Linked DNA regions of Homo sapiens: all the other regions are linked to region 3. A link is a loop called in an ENCODE intact Hi-C map of the cell type or tissue named here. Cell type or tissue: ascending aorta. All regions are shown on one strand. Region 1 overlaps SGMS1 (sphingomyelin synthase 1). Region 2 overlaps SGMS1 (sphingomyelin synthase 1). Region 3 overlaps SGMS1 (sphingomyelin synthase 1). Region 4 overlaps SGMS1 (sphingomyelin synthase 1).

The links. Peaks named below come from ENCODE experiments on the same cell type or tissue, not always from the same donor. Only the 100,000 strongest peaks of a DNase experiment are listed, where the experiment ranks them.
Region 1: a loop joins it to region 3, with 1.8 times the contacts of the local background. A loop is called at or near these places in 3 of 110 quality-filtered maps.
Region 2: it touches region 3 in a loop (2.6-fold over the local background); 2 of 110 quality-filtered maps call a loop at or near these places.
Region 4: it touches region 3 in a loop (2.2-fold over the local background); 8 of 110 quality-filtered maps call a loop at or near these places.

Annotation. Positions count from the first base shown.
Region 1 is chr10:50,324,666-50,327,165 of GRCh38, reverse strand. All of the region lies in intron 8 of SGMS1 (sphingomyelin synthase 1), which reads left to right. Among named protein-coding and RNA genes, the nearest start is that of ASAH2, 74 kb to the right of the region's middle. In ascending aorta, no CTCF peak of the experiment used is centred here; DNase peaks (open chromatin) are centred at 115 and 1,525; H3K4me3 peaks cover 886 bases; H3K27ac peaks cover 2,500 bases.
Region 2 is chr10:50,604,399-50,606,898 of GRCh38, reverse strand. All of the region lies in intron 1 of SGMS1 (sphingomyelin synthase 1), which reads left to right. Among named protein-coding and RNA genes, the nearest start is that of SGMS1, 18 kb to the left of the region's middle. In ascending aorta, no CTCF peak of the experiment used is centred here; a DNase peak (open chromatin) is centred at 1,368; H3K27ac peaks cover 1,241 bases.
Region 3 is chr10:50,496,110-50,498,609 of GRCh38, reverse strand. All of the region lies in intron 3 of SGMS1 (sphingomyelin synthase 1), which reads left to right. Among named protein-coding and RNA genes, the nearest start is that of SGMS1, 130 kb to the left of the region's middle. In ascending aorta, no CTCF peak of the experiment used is centred here; a DNase peak (open chromatin) is centred at 960; H3K4me3 peaks cover 837 bases; H3K27ac peaks cover 1,628 bases.
Region 4 is chr10:50,430,569-50,433,068 of GRCh38, reverse strand. All of the region lies in intron 6 of SGMS1 (sphingomyelin synthase 1), which reads left to right. Among named protein-coding and RNA genes, the nearest start is that of ASAH2, 180 kb to the right of the region's middle. RefSeq lists an enhancer at 1,003-1,222. In ascending aorta, no CTCF peak of the experiment used is centred here; a DNase peak (open chromatin) is centred at 1,178; H3K4me3 peaks cover 816 bases; H3K27ac peaks cover 2,145 bases.

The sequences.
Region 1 (2,500 bases), 170 kb after region 3:
TCTTGTCTTGCCCTGGGGTCCTTTGAGTGAGGTTGCAGGAAAACGTTTCTTCAGAATACAGTGGAGTCACTCCTCTATCTGAGAATGTTACTAAATGATATGGCCAGGCAGCCCCACCCTTCCCAGAATCTCTAAGCCCTGCCAGTGCCTCCCAACTGGGGAAATGTGTGTTGGAAGCAGTTAAGCTTTGTGTAGTTCTTTGGTTTCCTGCCAAATTGTTAAAATATCATTCATTTCTTTGACACGCATCCAGAAGCTTTTATATGCTTCCTCTCCCTCGGAGGGAGAGCTCGATTTCAAGTGACATTTTTTCCATTTTCCTTCTTTCTATTAATCCCTACAGCAGAGCCAGGAAGAGAAAGTATTCCTATTTCCTTGCAGTCCTCAACCAAGCCAAATAAGATCACTGTTCTCTGGGGTAATATATTGCCTTATTGATTTTCTCTAGTAACAAAGAAGTCTTTTTAAAAATAAACTTTATTCCTCTCTTATTGTCTCTACCTTTCCATCAGATTCAAATGACACTCTTCACCTCCTAACCTTTACCTTGGAAGAATTTTTAACTAGGGTGATCGTTGGAACTCTGTGAAATAATTAGCAGATTTTATTGTTAAAATATTTATGTACATTAAAGCTCTTTAATGAATTTTTAAAAGAGGCTAATTTCTCTCCTTGATTTTTGGTGGGAGAAAATATAGTATACTCTGATGTATTTGAGATCATTTCTTTGCATTATACCTGTGTGGGTGAAACAGCCAAACACTTTCAGTCTCATTGCTTTGTACTTTTGTTCCTCCAGAAGAGATGTTCTCTTTGATAGAATCTTTGGAAAGAGAGCTGAAAAATTCACTCTGGATTTTTAATTTGATCATATGAAATTTTGGATCTCTTTAATTTGTATGTCTCCTGTGGCTCTTTTCTTTGCTAAACTTACATATGTGCCTACAGAGATAGCTCATTTCTTACTTAACTTTTTGCTTTTTTTAATTTTTTAATTTTTTTAATTTTTTTTATTTTTTGCTACACACTACTTCCTTACCTCTGGAAGAGCTGTCATACAAAAGCAATGTTCTCAACATTCCACTCTTCTCTATCAGCCATCCTGCCTCCCTGCACTCTCCTTCTTGCAGTTTCTTTCGCCCTTCCAAAGAAGCCAGCTTCACATCGTTTTTATTGTCTGTAAAAGCTCTCAAGCACTCACCTGTAGCTCCTGGGTTATAGGGAATATCTTGTTGTCATTGAAAATCCAAGGATATGGACTCTTGCTGGGAGCCTGGCTTGATAAGCAGCATGTTCTCAGCAGTAAACTGACAGTTTAGGATATTCACCTAAGTTTAATTCAGCTCCTTAAAAAAGTCTGTGCATTGGGAAATTTTGCTACCAAGGGGTAGGTAGATGTAGGTTCTGGCCAAGCACATGTTGAAGATGGATCCAGTATTGAGGGGCCGTACCATGTAGCCTTTCTCCCTACTCTGGTTCTAAACTTGTTTCTTCTTGAGGACTACTGTAGCTCCGCCAGTTGCTGGCAAGCCCATACTTGGTGAGCCATTGGTTCTTACATAGTCAGCTTGAGTCATCAACATATCTAACCAAAATTCTTTGCCTAAGAATAGCTTGTGGGTTTTCTTCGTAAACACAGAAGTAGCAGCAGGAACTGTTCACAAAAGCCAAACTCAAACGTGTTGCTCATTTATTGTGTTGCCAGAAATCCCAACTAGGGCCCTCATTCTATGAGGATCTTCTGGAAACTAGAATCTTAAACAGTAGGAGGTGAAATATTAGCACACCTTAGAAAAAAATACTAGTTAAAACTCATTAAATCTAATTACTACAAAATCTAATTTTGTAGAATAAGACTCTTGGAAGAAAGGATTTAGAATACACTTTTTTATTCTGAAAACTTTCACATGTATCCCAACTGCTATAAGGAACTCCCATAAACCCAACACTCAGATTCAATAATTATCAAGATTTGCAACATTTGTTTCCTTTCTTTTTTCTTTTTGAAGTATTTAAAACAACTCCCAGGTAACGTCATTTCACCTCCACATACTTTAGTACGCATCTAAAAACTGTGAACATTTTAGTACAAAACCATAATGCTATTGGTGTTCAACAAAATTAATAGTAATTCTGTGATATCAGCAATTACAAGTTGATGCGATATCCTGATTGTCTTAAAATGCTTTTCCTTTTTTTACAGTTGGTTTGTATAAATTAGGGTCCAAAATCTTTATATTACATTTACTTGTTCTGTCTTTTAAGTCTATAATTCTAAAGCAGTCCTTTCTTCCTTTCACCCCTCTACCAGTAGCCTGTAGACATTAGATTAATAGTCCTACAGAATATCCCACTTTCTGGATTTATCCATTTGTTTCTTTGTGGTGTCAAGTGACTTGTGTCGCTCTATGTTTCCTCTGAATAGAAAGTTGGCTCTGCAGACTTAATTAGATTCAATTTTAGCTTGTTAACAGAATATTTGCCAGGTGGAATAGAAAGA
Region 2 (2,500 bases), 110 kb before region 3:
CTTGAGTGTCATATAGTTTGCTGATGGATGCAGGAGATTCTAGGATACATCTGGAATGTTCACCGACATTTGAAAATGAGTCTTTGGATACTAACAGCAGATATTCAAATATAATGCCTTGTTCATATCACTGACGTCATGCTGTTGTGATGTTTACTTACACGGTGATGCAATCATTGATCATACATCAGTTCAAGGATGCCAGAAGTGACATTTGAAGAATGCATCCTGCTCTTTAGCTTTCCAGACTGAGACTGAAGGTCAGATTTTCGCCAAGTGTGGAAGCTGAAGACAACTTTGGTAGATTCTTAAATATGCATAGAAATATATGTTGTATTTTTATAGTTTTAAAATATTTCTACTATTCCAAATCTATACTTTAAACAAGTACAAACATCTTTTTTGATTATAGTAAAATACACATACACAAAATGTACCATTTTAACAATTTTTAAGTATACAGTTCAGTGGCATTAAGTACCTTCAAATTGTTGTGCAACCATCTCCACCATCCATCTCCAGAATGACTTCCTCATCCCAAGCTGAAACTCTATGCCCATGAAACAATCATTCCCATTGTTTCTTACCCCTAGCCCCTGGAAAACCACTGTTCTACTTTCTGTATATGCGAATTTGACTATGTACCTCATATAAGTGGAACTATTTAGTATTTGGCTTGATTTACTTAGCATAATGTTTTCAGAGTTCACGCATATTGTAGCATGTGTCAGAATTTCCTTCCTTTTTAATATTCCATGGTATGGATATACCACATTTTGTTTATCCATTCATCTGTCATTGGACACTTGGGTTACTTCTATCTTTTGCTGTTGTGGTTAGTGCTGCTGTGAACACAGGTGTACAAATATTTGTTCAAGACAAACATCTTTCAAGAGACTCTTTTTAAAAGAAAATAAGGTGTCTCTTAAAATATGTTCCTTGTCATGAATGTAGAGAGTGGAACAATAGATAATGGAGACTCAGAAGGGTGAAGGGGTTGAAGTGGGGAGGATGAGGAGAAATTGGTTAATGAGTATGATGTATATTATTTGAGGGATGGATACCCTAAAAGCCCTGACCTGACCACTATGCAATCTATGCATGTAACAAAATTGCAGATGTACCCCATACATTTGTATAAATAAAAAGGAAAATAAAAATATGTGCCTTCTTGTGATCAGTTTTATTAGAGGGTGCCTTATCACTGTGTGGTCAAGGAAATTCTGCCTTTACAGTTATAAACACACCCACCACTTTGAACAGTGTTTAGTTGAAGGTATTAGTACTGCCTGAGGTCAAGAGTGTGGTTTCACAATACTTCAGAGCAGTCTCACCAGCAAACTTGGCAGCAACCTTGAGCAAGTCCTGTCAGGGTTGTTGGAAAACAGCCGGTGTTTTCATATCTTTTGCTCTGATAGCTCTTACTTGTCAGTACCTTAGGAGGGAAAATCTGGCAGTAGTGTTTGGTTCCTTAGTTCACTCTGAGCTGGTTAAATGCTCACTGGATATGCAGATATGATTTATTTCAGTGGTATGCTTCTCTGTGAGCCTGTCTCACTGTGGCAGCTCTGGAATTTCTGTTTATGGATGACATTCTGTTTGGAAGTGGGGCTGAGGTTCTGAGCTACAGGCTGTGTTTGCACAGCAAGCTCCCTTGATTTTAATTTGTATTTTTTCCCAAATCTGGGTGGTAGGGGAGGCCCAATGGAGAATATAGAGCAGTATGCTCCCCACTGACTCCATGCAGTGGTCCGGGGTTTTGTGGTGCCTGGGCATCTTGCAGTGACATGTCTGTAGGTGCTTTTTTGTGGAGATGTAGGAAATTGAAATTAGCTTCCAGCTTTGTAGTAACAGAAGTGAAATGTTTTGTACCGTTATAGGCCTGATAAAAATCAAATGTGACTAACTGGTGGTTTTAAACAATGCCAGTCAAATCTGTTTGTTTACATTGCTCACATTTTCTAAAGGCACATGATCTATCTGAAGATGGAGGCTTATCGGTGAGTTTACTGACAGCATTGTGTATTGTGTTATATTTATATTTCTTGTATGATCTTTTTAGTCATTTTTTTGGAGTCTGTCTTGGTCTTTTTACTGATGGGTGTATGTGTAGATTTATAGGGATAAATAATCTTTCTTCTTTTTTGTGGAGTTGATCAATCGAGGACTTTTTAAGTCCTTGATTTAAATAGGTGACCTCTGGAACAAAGTAAACACACATGTTTAATACTTAGTCATATAATTTATACATTTGGCAATCAGTCAAATACTCCATTCCAAAGAATAACCTTGAAACTGTTTGAATAAATTTTTTATTTCAGCATGCAAGATGTAATCAAAGAAATGTGTCTCTGGGAAAAAAGATAATTGCGGTTCTTTTGTGCCGTTAAAATTTCAAGTGCAGTGAGCTAACCTGGCACTGTATCAGACGTCTAGGCAAATAATTGCCTGTTTGCTGTTGGAGTCTGTTATATGTTGTGCATTTTTGGTGGCTCTCTAC
Region 3 (2,500 bases):
TTGAGGACATTATAGTAAGTGAAATCAGCTAGTCACAAAAGGAAAAATACTATATGCTTCTACATATATGAGGTACCTAGTGTATTCATAAAGACAGAAAGTAGAATGGTGGTTTCCAGGGGCTGAGAGGGGAGTTACTGTTTAATAGGTACAGAATTTCTCTTTGGGATGTTGAAAACACTCTGGAAATGGATGGTGGTGATGGTTACACAACAATGTGAATGTACTTAAAGCCATAAAACTATATACTTAAAAATGATTAAGGTGATAAATTATGTTATGTATATTTTACCACAATAAAAATAATGCTTTAAAAAGAAAATAAGGATTGAAGTGATTGGTTGTGAATTCCTCTTCCCTCTGAATGATAAAAGAGATTTTATCCGATCACATCTTTCCCATGTTAAGTTACCATGATCCCCTCCCCCAAACAGCATTGCTGAAAAAGCAGGGGTGGTGGGCAAGTCATTGAGACCTTGAGTTATATTTCCCTAACTCCCAACTTGCTTGAAGTCTGTGTTCTCTTCATCTTGTCTTTTAAAAATGAGTGGGCTTTTCTTAGAAACCAAATTCCCTGGAGTGTGATATCAGCATACTTTTACTCTGAGAGTTTTTAGCAGCAGCTTTCTCAGCCTGAGAGGAAAAGCAAAATATAAAAATAACTTAGGGCTCACATTCAAATAGGTAAACAGATATGTCCAAAGTGAAACCTCTAACTGAAAGTCATGCATTTCAGTTAGGCACAGTGTTAGATGGTAGGTGGATGAATCATCTGGTCTGACCTGTCAACTGAAGGATCTGGAATTTTTTTTTTTTTAGATGAGTTTTGCTGTTGTTGCCCAGGCTGGAGTGCAATGGTGCGATCTTGGCTCACTGCAACCTCCGCCTCCCAGGTTCAAATGATTCTCCTGCCTCAGCCTTCTGAGTAGCTGGGATTACAGGCATGCACCACCACGTCCGGCTAATTTTTTGTATTTTTAGTAGAGACAGGGTTTCACTATGTTGGCCAGGCTGGTCTTAAACTCCTGAACTCAGGCGATCCATCTGCCTCGGCCTCCCAAAGTGCTGGGATTATAGGCGTGAGCCACCGCGCCCGGCCAGGATCTGGTATTTAATACTCACTTACCTTTTGGCTTCTCTTGCATAATCTCACTGGTTCTGTTCAGCTCCATATGGACAAGTTTAATATGATAGAACACTGAAGCTTGTTTGTCATGTCTTCCAGCTTTAACACTATTATGGGTTGTATAGATTGTAATTCTTGAAAAGATGAGTCCTCAACATTTCTTGTTAGTTGATAGCTATGTGAGCAGTATAGTGGTGAATGGAGCTCACACTGAAGTGCATAATGATCCTTATTAGACAACTTTGTAAGTTTGAAAATGTCATCAAAGGAGAATTAGGATCATCTGTCAAGGCTACCCTATTGTGGGGAAGAGAGGTGTGGGTGGAGGCAGAGTTCTCATCGTTAATCGTTGACACTTGGAGAGGTTTGCATCGAGCCTTCTGGACTTCATTCTAATGACAGTAGAGCTGTCTCTACATTTCAGTGTTGGAAGAAGGGTGGAGGATGACTTTACCATATCCCCCTTTTAAGATCACTTTTACCAGTGGGTGGAAGCTAGAGTGGAATTAGGGAGACCAAACAGGAGGCTGCTGTGGGTTTGTGTCTAAAGATGTTGGTAGTGACATTAGTTGACATGCATGGAGGACTACTTGGATGCCAAAAGCTTTATCCTTACTGTAGCTCTGTGAGCTATATAGATGGGTGACATTACTGGCACCATTTTGCGGATGAGGACATCCAGGATTAGAGAGGCTAAGCAGTTTGCCTAAGATCACACAGCTCATAATGAATTTGAGATGGTAGCCAGGCCTAGGTACTGGTAGAGAGGAGCTGTTTTTATTCTCCCAAAGCCATGGGATCACCTGGAATGTGATATAGGAAGGCCTAGGGTTGTCTTTAAACTGGGATCTGGGAGCCATTAGGCAGCTCTGGCCATGTCTGTTCCTACTTGGAATATATAACAGCTTCTGGACATTATTAAGTGGGCTGGCTTGTGTTTTGTTGAGGAACAGGACAAATGGGGCATTTACTAGTGCTGTGTGCCTCGTTGCTTTTCTGGGTAGTGTTTGGTGATGGGCATAGTGTGGAGTGGTGGTAGAGTACACAGTGTGATTCTGTCTGGTAAGGAAGCTGTATGTTGATGTTCACTGATGTGAATAGGTTCATACAGTCCCTTAGGCATTTGGCTGGAGGATAAAGAACAGCCATTGACCAGCAGAGTACTTTTTTTGAAGTTTATGCAAGACAGCGTGCTAGGTACTACTGCCAGCTTGACAATAAAGGCAGAAAGACATTTAGAGCCATTAAAGAATTATTTATACCAGAATACAAAAACACACTTTTCAAATGTTTTGTAGGCCCTTTTCCTGCACAGCATGTGCCTCATCTACTCAAATTTAGGAAAGGTGGTTGGTGGTTTTGCAGAGAAGCAAG
Region 4 (2,500 bases), 66 kb after region 3:
AACAAATTTGGTGAATATGATTAAAATTGAGTTCTTTGTCTACATCTTCTCCATATCCCTCTTCATGTATGCTACTTTTATGTACATCAGAGGCTATTAATGTTTGCTAATTATCTGACAGTTACATATGGTTGATTTTGGTTTCACTGTGATAACAATAATGTTAGTAAGTGGGGTAGCTTAGTGGAAAGATCATATATTTTTGAGTCAGACAATCCTAGGCCTCACTCTTGCTCTTGTGCTTTTTAGTAGTTACTCAACCTCTCAGAACCTTAGTCAACTCATCTGTATATTGGATTTGATACTATCTCTCATAAAATTAAAGTTTGTGGAAAGTACTTTGTGCTATGACTGGCACAGTATAGTTACTGGCACAATAAATCATATTTACTTTTCTTCCTTATATTTGTGTCATGATTTATAATCTATAGGCCTTTATTCTATCTCAAAAGATTGGCCAGCTCAAGTTCCTTACCTATTGCCAAGCTGTGGTGATTAACATTATAGGTAGTATCTGCAGGTAGATGTTAACAAGCTGGCAATGTCAGAAGGAGGGGTTGTCATGTTTGCAGGTTTCCATTGTGTAAGTACCACTGCTGTGGCTGGCTCATTTTAAACTACCAGCAAAAGTCACTGAAAGCGAGGCTGGGAAGTCTTATGTAGTAGCACAGCATTATATAGTTTCTACCAACCAGATACAGTAGTTACAAATCACCTCAAGAGCATGCTTAACAGTAAAATAATAGGAAGTGATGAGATTTGAGTATTTATTACCTTTGTTTTTAGTATGATTTATTTTAATTTTGTTTATATAATTTAACTTTTAATAATGACTGTGTTTAACAACCAGCTTGCTAAAAATTTTGAGAATTTAACAATTGGTTCTAGTGGCCTGGTATAAGTTGGCTCTAATACACCACTAATTGTAGGTTTCCTGTTGTGAAGACATTTCTAAGCCACAATTCTTTAATTATCTGCCTCAGCCGTGGTGGTAAGAGTTTCATTTGATGAATAAAAACAAGGTTTGGTTTTGAGTCAGTGCTTGCTGTAACTCAAGTTGTCATGCTCATATTGTTTCTGGAATTGAAAATAGATGCCAAAACCAATTTAGAATTTAGAACAGTTTCTTGAGTTGTTGACTCAGCTTCATAACTGACCCCTGGCATCGCTTGCCTATTCTGGCTGTTAAACTGATCTCCAAGTGCTAGTATTGGCGATCAGTCATTCTGCTCACTGCCTATTGAACTTCCTTCTCTCCCTTCCCCATATTCCTTCAAATCTTAAATTCCTTCAGGTAGTGGTGCTACAGAGACAAGTAGTCAGGATTCCTCCCAACTAAGCATTCCATGCAGCTTTGCTTTTGATTCAAAATTAAGTTTTAATGGAAACCCAATTGCCTCTAGGGAGAGAGTAAAAACAAAACAAAACCTGGGCAGTTTAAGGTTCATCTTGGCTTGATTAAAATCTTAGGGAGTGAAATGGAGGAAAAAAACGAAACCAGATCAGACATCTCAATGTTTCTTCTAGAAGCAACTTCTTCAGTTTTCTAACTTGCCCTTTAGAAGGAAGCAATCGAACCCTGAAATTGCTAAGTAACAGCTAAGATTGTGTTTGTTGTTTTTACTTTAAATCTCACCCACCTAGTTCTCAAAACACATTTTTTATTGAACCTTACAAAAATGCCTTGGATATTTCAAAACATTTGCTTGTGTCAGTTCTTTGAATCAGACTTACATAATTGTAAAACATTCATTTCCCCGATTTCCTCTTAAAACAAAAGGTATTTATAGTTCCCGCTGAGTCAGGGATGGACTTGGATTACTGCAAAAGTAATCTGTGTTCATTTCAAGAGGAAGCTCGTGGTTAAAATCTGAGAGACTTGCCTTTGGATTATGAAATAATTACCTTTGGCTTAATTTAAATAAGTGTGTCTTTGTACTTTGAAAGCAAACATGGAAATAATAATTTAATACAGAAATTTTATTATAGATATAACATTCTGACTTATATTATCATCTCTCTTAACAGAATGGGCCTTATGTGGTTTCCAAACATCCCTTGTATAGAAGATTTCTTCATTAGAGAGATGCTATGTGTATAGTCTTTAGATGCGCAAATTTTATAGCGTTGCATTATGTTCATATCAACAAACTCATGTTTGTTGATATAAACAAAAATATGTTTACTAGATACTTGGGACTCGTTGCTTTTGACGATACATTTCAGTACAAATAAGACAGACTTATTGCACTTTAGGAATTGATAATCAAACCTGAAAAGAGAAAACTATAATTTCAAACTGAATGTGGTAGGTATTATAAAAGACATATAAAATACTCAGAAAACAGAAGAGAAAGAGAAATTACCTGGGTGGCAAGAGGAGTGGGCTAGATCAGGGATGAGATTCAGGAGCAGATGATATGTGGATTAGATATTTAATGATTAATGCCTTTTTATTAAAGTACCTTTTATGAAACTATAAAAGTTAACATTGCTAATT